Linked DNA regions of Homo sapiens: region 1 is linked to region 2. A link is an interaction called in ENCODE POLR2A ChIA-PET data of the cell type or tissue named here. Cell type or tissue: OCI-LY7. All regions are shown on one strand.

Region 1 (8,000 bases), 170 kb before region 2:
AAAGGAATGGGGAAGGGGGAAATGAAAGAATAGAGAAAACTATACGGTAGTAGTCAGGATGTGGTGGAACCAAATTGCAGTTTTCTAATTGAGAATGTAATCTTGGTCTTTAAAGAACAGAGTTCTGGAGTAAAGAAGCAGGTTCCCTTTTCAGTAGACACCTCCCGTCTGCTGTTGGAACACATCAATTGTATCTTCATCCTCCATTTCCAACTAGCATAAAAGAAAAAACAAATGTAAAAGCACTGATTAAGTTCTGAAAATTAATGATTTTTGGGTTTAAGTATGCTGAAAACATGTACATGTTCCACTAAGTTCCAAGTTTCATTATTTTAGATGTCTCATAGCTTAATGTATCAACACACTTGGTTTAAGTAATTTTTCACTTGGCTTCCTTTTTTATGACTATTAGATAAAACTTTTTTGTTTTTTTTTTGAGACAGGATTTCTGTCACCCAGGCTGGACTGCAGTGGCGTGATCTCAGCTCACTGCAACGTCCACCCCTCAGGTTCAAGCAATTCTCCTGCCTCAGTCTCCCAAGTAGCTGAGATTACAGGCATCCGCCACCATGCCCAGCTAATTTTTTTGTATTTTTAGTAGAGATGGGGTTTCGTCATGTTGGCCAGGCTGGTCTCAAACTCCTGAGCTCAAGTGATCTGCCTGCCTCGGCCTCCCAAAGTGCTGGGATTACAGGTGTGAGCCACTGCGCCCAGCCAAAACTTAGTTTTTGAGTAAAAAGCAGAATATTAGCCAGGTGCGGTGGCTCATGCCTGTAATCCCAGTACTACTGGAGGCCAACATTGGAGGATTGCTTGAGCCCAAGAGACCGAGACCACCTGGGCAACATAGGGAGACAACATCTCTACAAAAAAAAAAAGGAAAAAAAAAAAAAATTAGCCAGCCATGGTGACACATGTCCATACTCCCAGCTACTCAGGAAGCCGAGGTGGGAGGATCAATTGAGCCCATAAGATCAAGGCTGCAGTGAACTGAGACCACACCAGCTCACTCCAGCCTGAGTGACAAAGCAAAAGATCCTGTATCAAAAAAAGAGAAAAAAAGGCTAGGGCCACGCACAATGGCTCACTCCTGTAATCTCAACACTTTGGGAGGCTGAAGTGGGCGGGTCACCTGAGGTCAGGAGTTCAAGACCAGCCTGGCCAACCTGGTGACACCCCATCCCTATTAAAAAAAAATTTTTTTTTTTTTTTTGAGACGGAGTCTCCCTGTGTCGCCCAGGCTGGAGTCCAGTGGCAGGATCTCAGCTCACTGCAAGCTCCGCCTCCTGGGTTCACGCCATTCTCCTGCCTCAGCCTCCCGAGTAGCTGGGACTACAGGTGCCCGCCACAACGCCTGGCTAATTTTTTGTATTTTTAGTAGAGACGGGGTTTCACCGTGTTAGCCAGGACAGTCTAGATCTCCTGACCTCATGATCCACCCTCCTCGGCCTCCCAAAATGCTGGGATTATAGGCGTGAACCACTGCACCCGGCCTAAAAATATTTTTTAAATTAGCCGGGCATGGTGGCATGTGCCCGTAATCCCAGCTATTCGGGAGGCTGAGGCAGGAGAATCGCTTGAACCCAGGAAGCAGAGGTTGTGGTGAGCCAAGATTGTGCCACTGGACTCCAACACCGGTGACAGAGTGAGACTTGGTCTCAAAAAAAAAAAAAAAGGTGGGGGGGGGCGGGTGTGGCAGCTCACACCTGTAATCTCAACACTTTGGGAGGCCGAGGCAGGCAGATCACCTGAGGTCGGGAGTTCAAGACCAGCCTGGCCAAAATGGTGAAACCCAGTCTCTACTAAAAATACAAAAAACAAAACAAAAAAATTAGCTGGGCGTGGTGGCGCACGCCTGCACGCCTGTAATCCCAGCTACTTGGGAGGCTGAGGCAGGAGAATCACTTGAACCCAGGAGGTGGAGGTTGCAGTGAGCCAAGATCATGCCATTGCATGTGACAAGAAACTGTCTCAAAAAAATTAAATAAATGAAAGCTGAATATGTCTGTGTCGAGGGCCCACAGAAGGGTGATATGTTTAAAGAATCTCGCTGCACTGCTTAGCAAAGACTGAAAACAAATCTCAATAAAAACCCAAATTAGGCTGGGCGCCGGGGCTCACGCCTATAATCCCAACACTTTGGGAGGCCAAGGTGGGCGGATCACCAGGTCAACAGGTCAAACCCATCCTGGCCAACATGGTGAAACCCTGTTTCTACCAAAAATACAAAAATTAGCTGGGTGTGGTTGCGCACGCCTGTAGTCCCAGCTACTCGGGAGGCTGAGGCAGGAGAATCACTTGAACCCGTGAAGTGGAGGTTACAGTGAGCTGTGATTGCCCCACTGCACTCCAGCCTGGCAACAGAGCAAGACTCTGTCTCAAAAAACAAAAACAAAAACAAAAAACACCAAAACAAAAAACCCACGGCAGGCGTGGTGGCTCACAAGGTCAGTCATTCGAGACCAGCCTGGCCAACATAGTGAAACCCCGTCTCTACTAAAAATACAAAAAATTAGCTGGGCATGGTGGCAGGTGCCTGTAATCCCAGCCACTCAGGAGGCTGAGGCAGGAGAATCACTTGAACCTGGGAGGTGGAGGTTATAGTGAGCTGAGATCACGCCACTGCACTCCAGCCTGGGTGACAGTGCGAGACTCCAGGTCTCAAAAAAAAAAAAAAAAAACCCAAATTAATAAAACATAGTATGCTCAGATATTAAATACCATATAGCCGTTAAAAAATAAGATTTTCATGTACAGAAATGAAAATATCTTTAAGATACAGTAGATACAGTGTTAGGCTAAAAACACAATTTTAAAACTAAGCAGCAGCCAACTCGGTGCACTGACTATATAAGTTAGCCATGCTCTGTAAGGGGCAGTTAAAAAAAAAAAAAAGTACACCCCAAGGAGCAAAGCAGCTTATTGTATGACTACATTTGTGTTTTTCTATTTTTTCTTGCGATGGAGTTTCGCTGTTGTTGCCCAGGGTGGAGTGCAATGGCGCAATCTTGGCTCACTGCAACCTCTGCCTCCCGGGTCAAGCAATTCTCCTGCCTCAGCCTCCCAAGTAGCTGGGATTACAGGCATGCGCCATCATGCCCAGCTAATTTTGTACTGACTCCGTCAATACAGAAAATAAAATAAAAACAACATAAACAAATAAAATAAAAACAAAATTAGCCAGGCATCATGGTGGGCGCCTGTAATCCCAGCTACTCGGGAAGCTGAGGCAGGAGAATCGCTTGAACCCAGGAAGCAGAGGTTGCAGTGAGCTGAGATCACGCCACTGCACTCCAGTCTGGGAGACAGGGCAAAACTCCGTCTCGAAAAATAAAAAAATAAAAAAAAGCTGGGGAGGCAGGAGGCCTGCTAAGATGTTTTAATTTATCACAATCCTGCTATCTAACAAATATTGGGAGAATAATTCTAAAACGAATCAATTCCAAATTCTTCAAAATGAAGTAAAATGAATTGCAAATTCAACCTGAAGATTTTAAAATGCCTCAAGGTCACGGATCCAAACAAATAACTCCTTGTTTAATATTTGTAACTACTATAGCAGATAATCCCGTTTTAGTGGTGGGTAAGGAGGGCTTAAAGACAGGAAATACATTCTAATAACTGAGAGTACAGCACAATAGATACTTTTTACTATTTCTTTTAAAACCAAACAAGCCTGTCATCTATCTACTAAAACAAAATTATCCAAATGTGAAGTTTTACAGTGAAACTGTAAATGCCTTTAAAAAATGAGGTTCCTGTACCAGCCTCATTTATCAATAGAATTTAGCTCCTCCTTGTGGCTACATACCATAATTGCGCCTTTTTTTTTTTTTTTGACAGGGTTTCACTCTTTCACCCAAGCTAGAGTGAAGTGGCATGACCTCCGCGCTCACTGCAACCTCGACTGTCTGACACCTTTCCCCCGCCCAGATTCTCCTGGCTCAATCTCCCGAGTAGCTGGGATGGGATTACAGGTGAGCACCACCATGCCCGGCTAATTTTTGTATTTTTAGTAGAGACGGGGTAGTTTCGCCATGTTGGCCAGGCTGGTCTTGAACTGCTGACCTCAGGTGATCAACTTGCCTTGGCCTCCCAAAGTGCTAGGATTACAGTCGTGAGCTACTGTACCCAGACTTTTTTTTTTTTTTTTTTGAGACAGGGGCTGTTACCCAGGCTGGAGTGCAGTGGCACTATCTCTGCTGACTTTAATCTCCGCCTCTCGGGTTCAGGTGATTCTCCTGCCTCAGCCTCCTGAGTAGCTGGGACTACAGGCGTGCACCATCATGCCTGGCTAAATTTTTTTTTTTTTTTTTTGAGTTTCGCTCGTTACCCATGCTCGAGTGCAATGGCGTGATCTCCGGCTCACTGCAACCTCTGCCTCCTGGGTTCAAGCGATTCTCCTGCCTCAGCCTCCCGAGCAGCTGGGATTACAGGCCACCACACCCAGCTAATTTTGTATTTTTAGTAGAGACGGGGTTTCTCCATGTTGGTCGGAGTGGTCTCAAACTCCCAACCTCAGGTGATCCGCCCACCTCGGCCTCCCAAAGTGCTGGGATCACAGGCATGAGCCACTGCGCCCGGCGATGCCTGGCTAATTTTTGTATTTTTTGGCAGACACGGGGTTTCACCATATTGTCCAGGCTGGTCTCAAACTCCTGACCTCAAGCAATCTGCCTGCCTCAGCCTCCTGAAGTGCTAGGATGACAGGTGTGAACAAGTGCACCTGGCCCGTAATTCCTTTTGAGAGACTGTCACCAGTTGAAATGTCTTCAAAATATTCTTCTTTTCAGTACAACTCAGGGGCTTTTCCAATTTTCAAAGATTATCAACAAAACTACAATCTGGATGTGCTGCTTCATGCCACATTTATCACTTTCTAGTTTTTACTGGGTGATAAAGTTGAAATTCAAAAGTACATGGGATCCAATTTAAATTTCTACTATCACAACATTGTAAAATATGTTTCAGAAACTGTAAGTCTTCTATTTTTGAGACAGAGTTTTGCTCTATCGCCCAGGCTGGAGTGCAGTAGTATGATCATAACTCACTGCGGCCTGAAACTCCTGGACTCAAGCACCCCTCCCACTAAACTTCCCAAGAAGCTGGGACTACAGACACATGCTACCATGCCCAGCTCTTTTTCTTTCCTGTAGAGACCAGGTCTTGCTATATTGCCCAGACTGGTCTTAAACTCCTGGCCTCAAGCAACCCTCCTGCCAGTGTCAGTTTCCTAAAGTGATAGGACTACAGGTGTGAGCCACCAAGTCAGGACAAGACTGGAAGTCATTTTTTTTTTTTTTTGAGAGAGGGCCTCACTTTGTCACCCAGGCTGGTGTGCAGTGGTACCATCTTGGGTGACGGCAGCCTCCACTTCCTGGGCTCAAGCAATCCTTCCACCTCACCCTAAGAAGTAGCTGGTACTACAGGCACGTACCACTGCTCCCTGGCTAATTTTTGTATTTTTTTGTAAAGAGAGGGTTTTGCCATGTTGCCCAGGCTGGTCTTGAAATCCTGGACTCAAGTGCTCCGCCCACCTTGGCGTCACAGTGCTGGCATTACAAGCACTTTGTAATCTTGAAAATGGCTCTCATGAGCCACCCTGCTAGGACAAAACTGGAAGTATTTAATGGAACTTTGAAAGGGTAAAAAGAAACAAAGAGCTTCTGCCACAGAAGACAATCCAGCTGATCCTACAGAAAGTGACAGAACAAAATGAAGTGGTACATAAAGAGTTAAAGGATCAGAGAGCATCACGTTTTGTAGTAAGGATCTGGAAAATCTCCTATTATCAGGGGCTCTCCCTGTCAAACAAAGCTATGGGACGTGGCAATTAGGGCTATTAGTTCCTTTTTGTTCATGAAGACACGTAAAAGAGAATTTCAATTCAGCATGTAGAACTAAAATGGTGAGGATTTGGCTGGGTGCGGTGGCTCACACCTGTCAATCCCAACACTTTGGGAGGCCAAGGCGGGCGGATTACTTGTGGTCAGCAGTTCAAGACCAGCCTGGCCAACATGGTGAAACCCCATCCCTACCAAAAATACAAAAATTAGCCAGGCATGGTGGTGCATGCCTGTAATCCCAGCTACTCTGGGAGGCTGAGGCAGGAGAATTGCTTAAGCATGGCAGGCGAGGGCTGCCATGACCCAAGATCGTGACACTGTACTCAAGCCTGGGCGATGGAGTGAGATTCCGTCACAAAAAACAAACACAAACCACTGGTGGGGTTGGGCACATTGATTCGTGCCTATAATCCCATCACTTTGGGAGGCCAAGGCTGCAGTGAGCTATAATGAGGCCACTACACTTCAACCCGGGCAACAGAGAGGCCCTGTCCCTAAAAAAATAATTAAAATGAAAATTAAAAATAAATGAATAAAAACCATTGGCATTTCCTGAGCCTATTCCTATTTTCCTTTCTGTTCCCCTCTGGTCATACTTCCCAAAGCTCTGAACTCTACAAGAACTTATACTCCAGTGTCTAAACGTTCAAATTCATAAACACAGCTGTTCAAAGAATTACAAATGGTAATTTTTCTAATTAGGAGAGATTTTTTTACCTGTGCAGGTGTGTCTGTTTCATTGATTGGTTGCCCGTCAAATCGGAATCTGATCTGCCTCATTGACAATCCCTGAACGAGAATTTAAAAGCAATAAACAGCATTAAGAGAAACAGAATTCTATTTACATAAAAGTACATGCATATTTAACCATGAATATATTAAAGAAATACCTAAATAAACAATTGCCAACATGTTAACATACCCTATAGGTAAAAAGATTTGGGGTGATTTTCATTTTCTTTTTTTTGAGACAGTTTTGATCTGTTGTCAAGGCTGAAGTGCAGTGGCGTGATCTCAGCTCAAGGCAACCTACACCTCCTGGTTCAAGCGATTCTTCTGCCTTAGCCTCCCAAGAGTAGCTGGGACTACGGTCCCCCGCCACAACAACCGGCTAATTTTTGTAGTTTTAGTAGAGACTGGGTTTCATCAGGTTGGCCAGGCTGGTCTCGAACTCCTAACCTCAGGTGCTCCGTCCGCCTCAGCCTCCCAAAGTGCTGGGATTACAGGAGTGAGCCATGGTGCCCAGCCTCTCATTTTCAGTGAACAGTAAGATGTAGTATTTTTTTTCCTTTTCTTTTTTTTTTGAGACAGAGTCTTGCTCTGTCACTCAGGCTGGAGGGCAGTGTCGCGATCTCGGCTCACTGCAACCTCCACCTTTTGGGTTCAAGCAATTTTCCTGCCTCAGCCTCCTGATTAGCTGGGACTAGGCAGGCGCCACCATGCCTGGCTAATTTTTGTATTTTTTAGTAGAAACAGGGTTTCGCCATGTTGGCCAGGCTGGTCTCGAACTCCTGACCTCAGATGATCTGACCACCTCAGCCTCCCAAAGTGCTGGGATTACAGGCATAAGACACTGTGCCCGGCCTGTTTGTTGTTGTTGTTTTTGTTTGTTTGTTAAGACAGAGTTTTGCTATGTCGCCCAGGCTGGAGTGCAGTGGTGCGATCTTGGCTCACTGCAACCTCCGCCTCCTGGGTTCGAGTGGTTCTCCTGCCTCAGCCTCCCGAGTAGCTGGGATTACAGGCGCTTGCCATCATGCCCAGCTAATTTTTGTGTTTTTAGTAGAGACAGGGTTTCACCATGTTGGCCAGACTGATCTCGAACTCCTGACCTCAAGTGATCCACTCACCTCAGCCTCACAAAACGCTGGGATTACAGGTGTGAGCCACTGCGCCCAGCCAGTAAGTCATTCTTTTAGAAAGCTTTACTGCTTTTCAGACACAGCTACTATAATGTTAAATAGAACATACCTTGAGACAAATATGCATTTAAATGAGTTAGACAAGGAAATGAAATTTTTTTTTTTTAAATGGAGTCTCGCTCTGTCGCCCAGGCTGGAGTGAGTGGAACAATCTCAGTTCAACGCAACCTCCACCACCGGAGTTCAAGTGACTTTCCTGCCTCAGCCTCCTCAGTAGCTGGGACTACAGGCTCAT
Region 2 (8,000 bases):
ATCAGTCTTCCTGTAACGTAAGCACCCTGCCTAAAGGCCATGTGGAGTACCTTTCCACAAGGCCACCTACTTCTTTGTCTAAGTAGGCTGGGTGCAGTGGCTCACGCCTGTAAAATTTCAGCACTCCAGGAAGCCAAGGCGGGAGGATGCCTTGAGCCTTGGAGTTTGAGTCCAGCCTAGAGGGTACAGGGAGACCCTGTCTCTACAAAATATTCAACAATTAGCCTGGCATGGTGGTGTGCACATACAGTCCCAACTACTCAGGAGGCTGAGGTGGGAGGATTGCTTGAGCCTGGGAGGTCGAGGCCTGCAGTGACCTGTGATTGCACCATTGCACTCCGGCCTGGGTGACAGAGAGAAACCTTGTCTCAAAAAAAAAAAAAAGGTATAAGATTGGGAAGGAGTGGGGGTGGGTGGGTAGAGCAGGGAACTTTCAGTATGACAGGGATAAAGGGGGCTGGACCAGGGAGAGAGGAGGTGTAAGTCTGTTTCTACACATGTCCTATTAATCCCTCTCAGGATGGAGCGCTTCCTGGCAATGTGATGTCTAATTCTGATTCGGTCTGCCTGTCTGACTTGTGACAGACTTTTGCAGGGTGCTAATTTTAATAGCTACAACTCTGCCAGCAAAATTTTTATGGAACAGTCTGCAAGACCTTGGATTTTTTGATTCACCCACTGACCAGCAACTAGGCTGATGGAGAAAAATGATCACATTAAGAGACCAGGACTATTCATGTATTAAAAAAGTTTCTTTATAATGTTCATACATGTTAGAAGATGAACAATTAAGACGACTAACCAAATTACAGGATATTTCTTTCTCTGAGAAATATTTTAGTTCAAAAGATAACTAGGATATGCTCATCAACCTCTTCAGTTGACCTCTTATCATCAAGAGAAATTGCTCTTGATATTTTTAACAAAACAGGAAGGTAGTTCACACTTATGTGATATTACTCCACCCAGATAAATCTGGAGGCAGTGAAACCTAAATGCATAGACAAACCCCAAAATAAACTTCTACCAAAGGGGTACAAAAAGTTTCCATTCAAAATAACTGTCTTGCGTTTTGTGACATGTGGAAGTCCTATTTGGTGGAGCTGAAATGCTCTTGGAATGTCAGAATTTCAACTGCACGAGCAGGGAGAAGAAAGGAGAGGAAGGGAGGGGGCAGGAAGAGACCAACACAGAGATCAAGAGGTTTCAAGAAAAATCTGTGTATTTGAAAAATTCAACAATCATATGATGACCTGTACTAGACAAACACCAAGCCCTGGGCTAGGTGAACTGAGGATAAAATGGATACCCTTCCCAAGGAGCTTAGGGGACTAGAAAGCTGCCAGGTGCATCACAGTGTGACGAATGTCAGGAGTGGGGAGTTATGGGTACTATGTAGGCATCAATTCAATAGAAAACATCTGACTTCCAAACACCAAAGACGATGACTTAACTCCAGGTTAGGGGGTATCAGGAAAACATCCTAGATGAAGTGTGAACTTGGTTATTCCCTGTCTGCATCTTTAGCTCTGCTTAGTCTGTGTGGACTGTGAGTAGAAGGAACATGGCAGACTCTGCAAGTAGACAGATTGTTGTTTGGCTGCTATTAACTAAAACACTGGTTAAGCTTCTTTTAGCTTAAAGGTAAAATATTTATTAATGGTATCAGAACTTCTAACTGGAAATAACCTAAATAACCTCAACTGTAGCTAATTTTTTTTTTTTTTTTTCAGACAGAGTCTTGCTTTTGTTGCCCAGGCTGGAGTGCAATGGCGTGATCTCAGCTCACTGCAACCTCCACCTCCCGGGTTCAAGCGATTCTCCTGCCTCAACCTCCTGAGTAGCTGGGATTACAGGTGCCTGCCACCAAGCTGGCTAATTTCTATATTTTCAGTACAGACAGGGTTTCATCAAGTTGGCCAGGCTGGTGTTGAACTCCTGAGTTCAAGTGATCTGCCCGCCTCGGCCTCCCAAAGTGCCAGGATTTACAGGTGTTGAGCCACCGCGCTCGGCCTCAACTGTAGCTAATTCTTTACTTTAATGACACATATTTAGCAACTGTCCTTTTCATCCTTTCACTAACAGAAGGAGGCTTTTAATCTTACATGAAATCCTACACTCCTCTCTTCAAAAAATAAAACACAAAGCCTCCCCAACCCCCCACACCCCCTCCCAACCCCCCCGCCTGGGGGAGCAGCTGTTACTCATGTTTTGTGATGCTAACAGGCAAACCCGCTCCTGTGTGTCAGTTCCACCCTCTAAGGTCTCCACTCACTTCCCACTGCCTCAGCATAAAGCAGAAAACAGGAGCTCAAACCTCTACCCTGAAAATTAATGACAACAGAGGTTTTTTTTTAAATTTTATTTATTATTATTATTTTTGAGATGGAGTCTTGCTCTGTCCCCCAGGCTGGAGTGCAGTGGCGCAATCTCGGCTCACTGCAACCTCCGCTCCTGGGTTCATCCCATTCTCCTGCCTCAGCCTCCTGAGTAGCTGGGACTACAGGCGCCCGCCACCACGCCTGGCTAATTTTTTTTGTATTTTTAGTAGAGACGGGGTTTCACCGTGTTAGCCAGGATGGTCTCGATCTCCTGACCTCGTGATCCGCCAACCTCAGCCTCCCAAAGTTGTGGGATTACAGGCGTGAACCACCGCACCCCGCCCGACAACAGAGTTTATTTAATTCCACGTAAGACTATGATTCAAGGGGTCAATGAAAGGACTGATCGATTTTCAGTCGTTCTGTGACCCAAGAGCCACCTCAGAGGATGTTATTGAAAGAAGAAAAAGCAATGTTGGTCACAGAACTATTCACCAACGTGTGCATAAGGATACAGGACTGAAAAACTCAAGGCTGGGGTCCTCCCACCAGGACACCGTTAATTTCCAACTCAAAAAGCTAGTTCCAAATGCATTTTCTACTTCTGAAGCAGTTAATCTAGTTCCAAATCGGGAAAGGCTTGTTATAATCACATGACAGAGGAAGAGGAACTGGGGTAGAGTGGCAAGTCCCTACCCCCACCCCCACCCCCACCCCCAGGGTGGAGGCGAATGCAGAGAGTTCAACAGGTAATGACAATACAAACTGCAAATGTGGATTCAAGCTAGTGGACAGGGTCAGGGAGCAGAAAACACAGGGACCTAAACTAGTCTCGGGGTGGGGGCTGCCTGAGAAAGCCTCCCCAAGCCAGTGACATTTGAAGGGAGATCAAAGGCTCTCCTGTGGGTGGTCTGGCAGAAGACCACAGTATGCAAATTAAGAAGCTCAAGCTTATATGTTACAATCATCAGAAGTCGCTGAGAGTGACATTCAGGTTTGCATTTTTCAAAAGCTCCTCTGGCTGACTGTGAGATGAACTGCAAGGAGGTGCAGGTGGGTGGGGCAGTGCGGTAGAGAGGAGAGAGTCGAGGTATTTCTGGAGGTAGAATCAAAAGGACTTGGTGATGAGATGCTGCTCAGTGGTCTTCCTCTCGGCCACTGATTTTTTTTTTTTTTTTTTCTGAAAACTGCTTTAGAAAAACTGCTATATTGGCTGGGCACAGTGGCTGATGCCTGTAATCCCAGCACTTTGGGATGCCAAGGCAGGCGGATCACTTGAGGTCAGGAGTTCAAGACCCGCCTGGCCAACATGGTAAAACCCTGTCTCTACTACAAAATACAAAAAATTATCTGGGCACGGTGGCGGGCGCCTGTAGTCCCAGCTACTCGGGGGGCTGAGGCAGGAGAATCGCTTGAACCTGGGAGGCAGAAGTTGCAGGGAGCCGAGACTGCGCCACTGCATTCCAGCCTGGGCAATAGAGTGAGACTCCGTCTCCAAAAAACAAAGACAGGTATCAATCTTATGCTGGTATCCTCCATCTGTCTCTCCAGATCCAGTTACACCTTGCTTTTCTTGCCTTTTTTTTTTTTTTTTTTTTTTTGAGACAGAGTCACACTCTTTGCACAGGCAGGAGTGCAGTGGTGCAATCCTGGCTCACTGCAACCTCCACCGCCCGGGTTCAAATGATTCCCCTGCCTCAGCCTCCCAAGCAGCTGGGATTACCACACCTGGCTAATTTTTGTATTTTTTAGTAGAGACGGGGTTTCATCATGTTGGCCAGGCTAGTCTCAAACTCCTAACCTCAAGTCACCTTGGCCTCTCAAAGTGCTGGGATTACAGGCATGAGCCACTGTGCCCAGCCTGCTCTGACTTTTTGGCTCTGTAAGAACCACATCAACAGGCTCCCTCACTCTCTGGCTCCCAGTGCTATTAATCAATGGGGAGGCCTGCAGAAGGTCAGACGAAGGGAGGGTCAGGTCAGGGCATTCATTCTCCCAGCTCCCACCCTGAGAGTGTCTGTGGACAGTCTTGGACTCTCAATTGAAAGTAAGTCCTTTCCTTCTCCAGGTTTGGGCAACTCCTCCCCCTTCCTTCTCCCTGTCGTAGGCCTCATGGTGGTAACCTGATTACCAGCTGTGGACACTGCATTATCCCTGTGGTTTCTAGAGAAACTTCGCCCACACTGATAGCGGCAGGAGGCAGACAAATGCCTCACAGGGGCGGGTCTCCAGTGAAACCCCACCTCTAAGCCAAAGACAACTGAAAGCCTGAAAGCCACACTACAGGTCAAATCCATGGACCGGACTGAGAACCCATCTTCCCATTTGGTAGGCTTTCCTCTGATTGATCCCCACTCTTCACCTATTTTACATCTACCTACCCTTTCCGAATTGATTTTCTACACTGCCATGCCCATCTTTGAGTGGTGCCTTTGCTTTAGCCTTTCTTTGCATGCCCACAAACCATTCAGCATGCATGCCCCTGTTCTGAGCCCATAAAAGCCCCCACCCAGCCACACTGGGAGAGAAACCACCAGACTTCAGGGGTGGGGAACCACTACCTCCTCCGCTCCTGAAAGCTGTTCACCGCTCAATAAAATTCTTCTCCACCCTCCTCACCCTTAAATTGCCAGTGTAACCTCATTCTTCTCAGACACAGGACAAGACCTTGGGAACTGCTGAACCTGGGAACAAGCCATAACACAGGTGAGCTGGGGCATACCCAGCCCAGCCATGAGCTGAGCTGGTGCGCAACCAAGACTTAGCCTGAGTGGGCTGAGTGTGGAGGTCCCCAGCTGGAGTCAACACCTTGCAAATAGTCTCATTATTAAAATCCTCTCAATTTAAGTGTGTCAGGTGTTCTCTACCAGGACTCAGACTGAAATTAGCCTAAAATCAGTTGTATATGTCTTTTGGAATGCATTAAGGACATGCTCCTTTATATAAAGTGACATTTGTTATGGGGCAGAAAGTATCCAAATTCTACCAACTACTTGGAAGAAGAAAACTATAAAAGAGCCAAACAATTCTGTTCTGTTAACCGCTTTTTCAAAATTTGAGACAGGGGTCTTGCTCTGTGGCCCAGGCTGGAGTGCAGAGGCACAATCACAGCTCAATGCAGCCTCAGCCTCCCGGGCTCAAGTGATCCTCCCGTCTCAGATCTTCCCACAAATAGCTCGGACTACAGATGCCAGCCACTACAGCTGGCTACTTTTAAAATTTTTTTGTGGAGGCAGGGTCTCACCATGTTGCCAAGGCTGGTCTGGAACTCCTGGTCTCAAGGTATCCTCCCATCTCAGCCTCCCAAAGTGCTGGGCTATAGGCATGAGCCATAATGCCCAGCCCTATTCTGTTTACTATTAAAAGTTGAGAAAGGGGGTGAAGGTATAAAAACCTCAGATTTGTAATCTGACCATTACTAGACTGGCATAATGACTTGCAGTAGCTGCCCCTTTGAATTGCACTTTAGATATTGTTCAAGTGTCTACTACACTGAAAGCATTGTGTTAGGAAGCTGAAAAGGGAATAAGAATAAAAGGCATGGTCCCTGCCCTCAGAAGTGTTTATGAGCTAAGGGAGCTATGTGTGTAAATAAAGAGGAAATAAGTAAAAAAGTGAGATAAGGGAAATTGCTGATTTTGAGCTGGACACAGAATTCACCGCTACATGTTTCTATTTACTTTTCAGTTTTAGAGACAGGGTCTTACTCTGTTACCCAGGCTAGACAATGCAGTGGCACAATCTCTGCTCACTGCAGCCTCTGCCTCCTAGGCCAAGTGAACTTCCCACCTCAGTCTCCTGAGTAGCTGGGACTACAGGTGCACGCCGCCACGCCTGGATAATTTTTGTATTTTTTGTAGAGATGCGGTTTTCCCATGTTGTCCAGGCTGGTTTCGAACTCCTGAGTTCAAGCAATCCGCCCACCTCAGCCTCCCAAAATGCTGGGATTTCAGGCATGAGCCACTGCGCCCAACCCAGCAACATGTTTCTAAATTAGCTGCATGGCTGACATGGAAAATTCAACTCATGTGTGGACGTTCTAGAAAAAAGGACAACTTCAAATAGTCTAGGAATAGGGCAAGAACCTAAAGGTAGAACAGCTTATAACAGGTGAGAGGGTATAGTAAGCAAAGTAATTTTCCCTCTTGTATTTTCATTGAGTTTAAATAAAAGAAGCCATTCTTGTTTAATCCTACTGTCCTCTGCCAGACTACACATTGCTCTCTTTTGATGGAGCTGTCATATGTTTCAATGATAAATGGTAATTACATACATTTGGACAGCTGGATGTGGCTCAATCAAGCAGGGTCCTCTCTTACAGGTAACCATGCTGGCCATGTTACTAAAACTACTGCCTAACAGATAAGACAAGCTGTCCTCCCTGTTGCCTTTAGCCTGCTAAGGCTGTAAAACCTGAGAGCCCAGAAACCTTCGAGGACACATGTAGGCTTGCCCAGAATAACTAGATCAAGGGGCTGGTTCGAGCCTTCTGTTTTCATAACTCAGACTTTTTTTTTTTTTTTTTTTTGAGACAGAGTCTTACTCTGTTGCCCAGGCTGGACTGCAGTGATGCGATCTTGGCCCACTGCAACCCCCGCACCCTCTGCCTCCTGGGTTCAAGTGATTCTCCTGCATCAGCCTCCCAAGTAGCTAGGATTGCAGGCGCCCACCACCACGCCTGGCTAATTTTTGTATTTTAAGTTGAGACGAGGTTTGACCATTTTGGCCAAGCTGGTCTTGAACTCCTGACCTCAGGTGATCCACCCGCCTCAGCCTCCCAAAATTTGTAATCCTGGGATTACAGGCGTGAGCCACCACACCCTGCTGACTCAGACATCTGATGGCCACCCACTGCCTCACTTTGGATGATCATATTGGCAAAGATGAAAATAAGTTAATACTTAGTGATAGGGATAGTATCGGTGGGAATATAAAAAGGTATATGGCTTTATGAAAAGTAATTCGACTGTATGTATTAAAGATCTAATGTTCATACCTATTAACCCAGTAATGCCATTCTTAGGACTCTATCCTAATAAAACAACCAAAAAAAAAAAAATACATAGTCAAGACTAAGGGAGCAGCTGGGCACAGTGGCATATGCCTGCAGTCCCAGCTACCTGGGAAAGATCCCTTAAGCCCAGCAGTTTAAGGCTATAGTGTGCTATGATTGCACCTGTGAATAGCCACTGCACTCTGGCCCAGGCAATATAGCAAGATCTCATCTCTGAGGGGAAAAAAAAAAAAAAAAAGACTGAGTAAACAAGTATGAGTGAGTGCCTATTTTGAGTTAGGAGCTATGCTAGGTCCTGGGGATACAATTTTAAAAATGAGCCTTACTTTCAAAGAGCTGACAGCAGGGGAAGCCAAGTTCACTACAACTTCAGGTGTAAGTTCTATGAGTCCAGAGTGCTCTGTATGAAAGCACATCTTGGGGAGACCGAATCTAATCAATGCAAGGAAAGCTCACTTGGGCGGTAACATTTATTTATTTATTTTTATTTTTTTTGAGACGGAGTCTCGCTCTGTTGCACAGGCTGGAGTGCAGTGGCGCGATCTCGGCTCACTGCAAGCTCCGCCTCCTGGGTTCACACCATTCTCCTGCCTCAACCTCCCAAATAGCTGGAACTACAGGCACCCGTCACCACGCGCAGCTAATTTTTTTGTATTTTCAGTAGA

What was found. ChIA-PET counts read pairs that join two places held together with the same protein. Peaks named below come from ENCODE experiments on the same cell type or tissue, not always from the same donor. Only the 100,000 strongest peaks of a DNase experiment are listed, where the experiment ranks them.
Region 1: POLR2A ChIA-PET joins it to region 2 with 18 read pairs; 4 of 35 experiments call an interaction of 5 or more read pairs at or near these places.

What each region holds. Positions count from the first base shown.
Region 1 is chr17:75,168,189-75,176,188 of GRCh38, forward strand. SUMO2 (small ubiquitin like modifier 2) reads right to left here. Exons shown (of 4, transcript NM_006937.4): 3 at 6,564-6,635; 4 at 1-213. The coding sequence ends at 151. Among named protein-coding and RNA genes, the nearest start is that of SUMO2, 11 kb to the right of the region's middle. In OCI-LY7, CTCF peaks have their summits at 3,793 (motif pointing left) and 3,997; a DNase peak (open chromatin) is centred at 3,813.
Region 2 is chr17:75,342,680-75,350,679 of GRCh38, forward strand. All of the region lies in intron 2 of GRB2 (growth factor receptor bound protein 2), which reads right to left. Among named protein-coding and RNA genes, the nearest start is that of SLC25A19, 57 kb to the left of the region's middle. RefSeq lists enhancers at 2,367-3,358, 2,733-3,012, 4,623-4,682, 4,693-4,772, 7,563-8,000 and silencers at 4,343-4,511, 4,423-4,482. In OCI-LY7, a CTCF peak has its summit at 3,389; DNase peaks (open chromatin) are centred at 2,222, 3,312, 4,502, 6,102 and 7 weaker places; H3K4me3 peaks cover 6,900 bases; H3K27ac peaks cover 8,000 bases.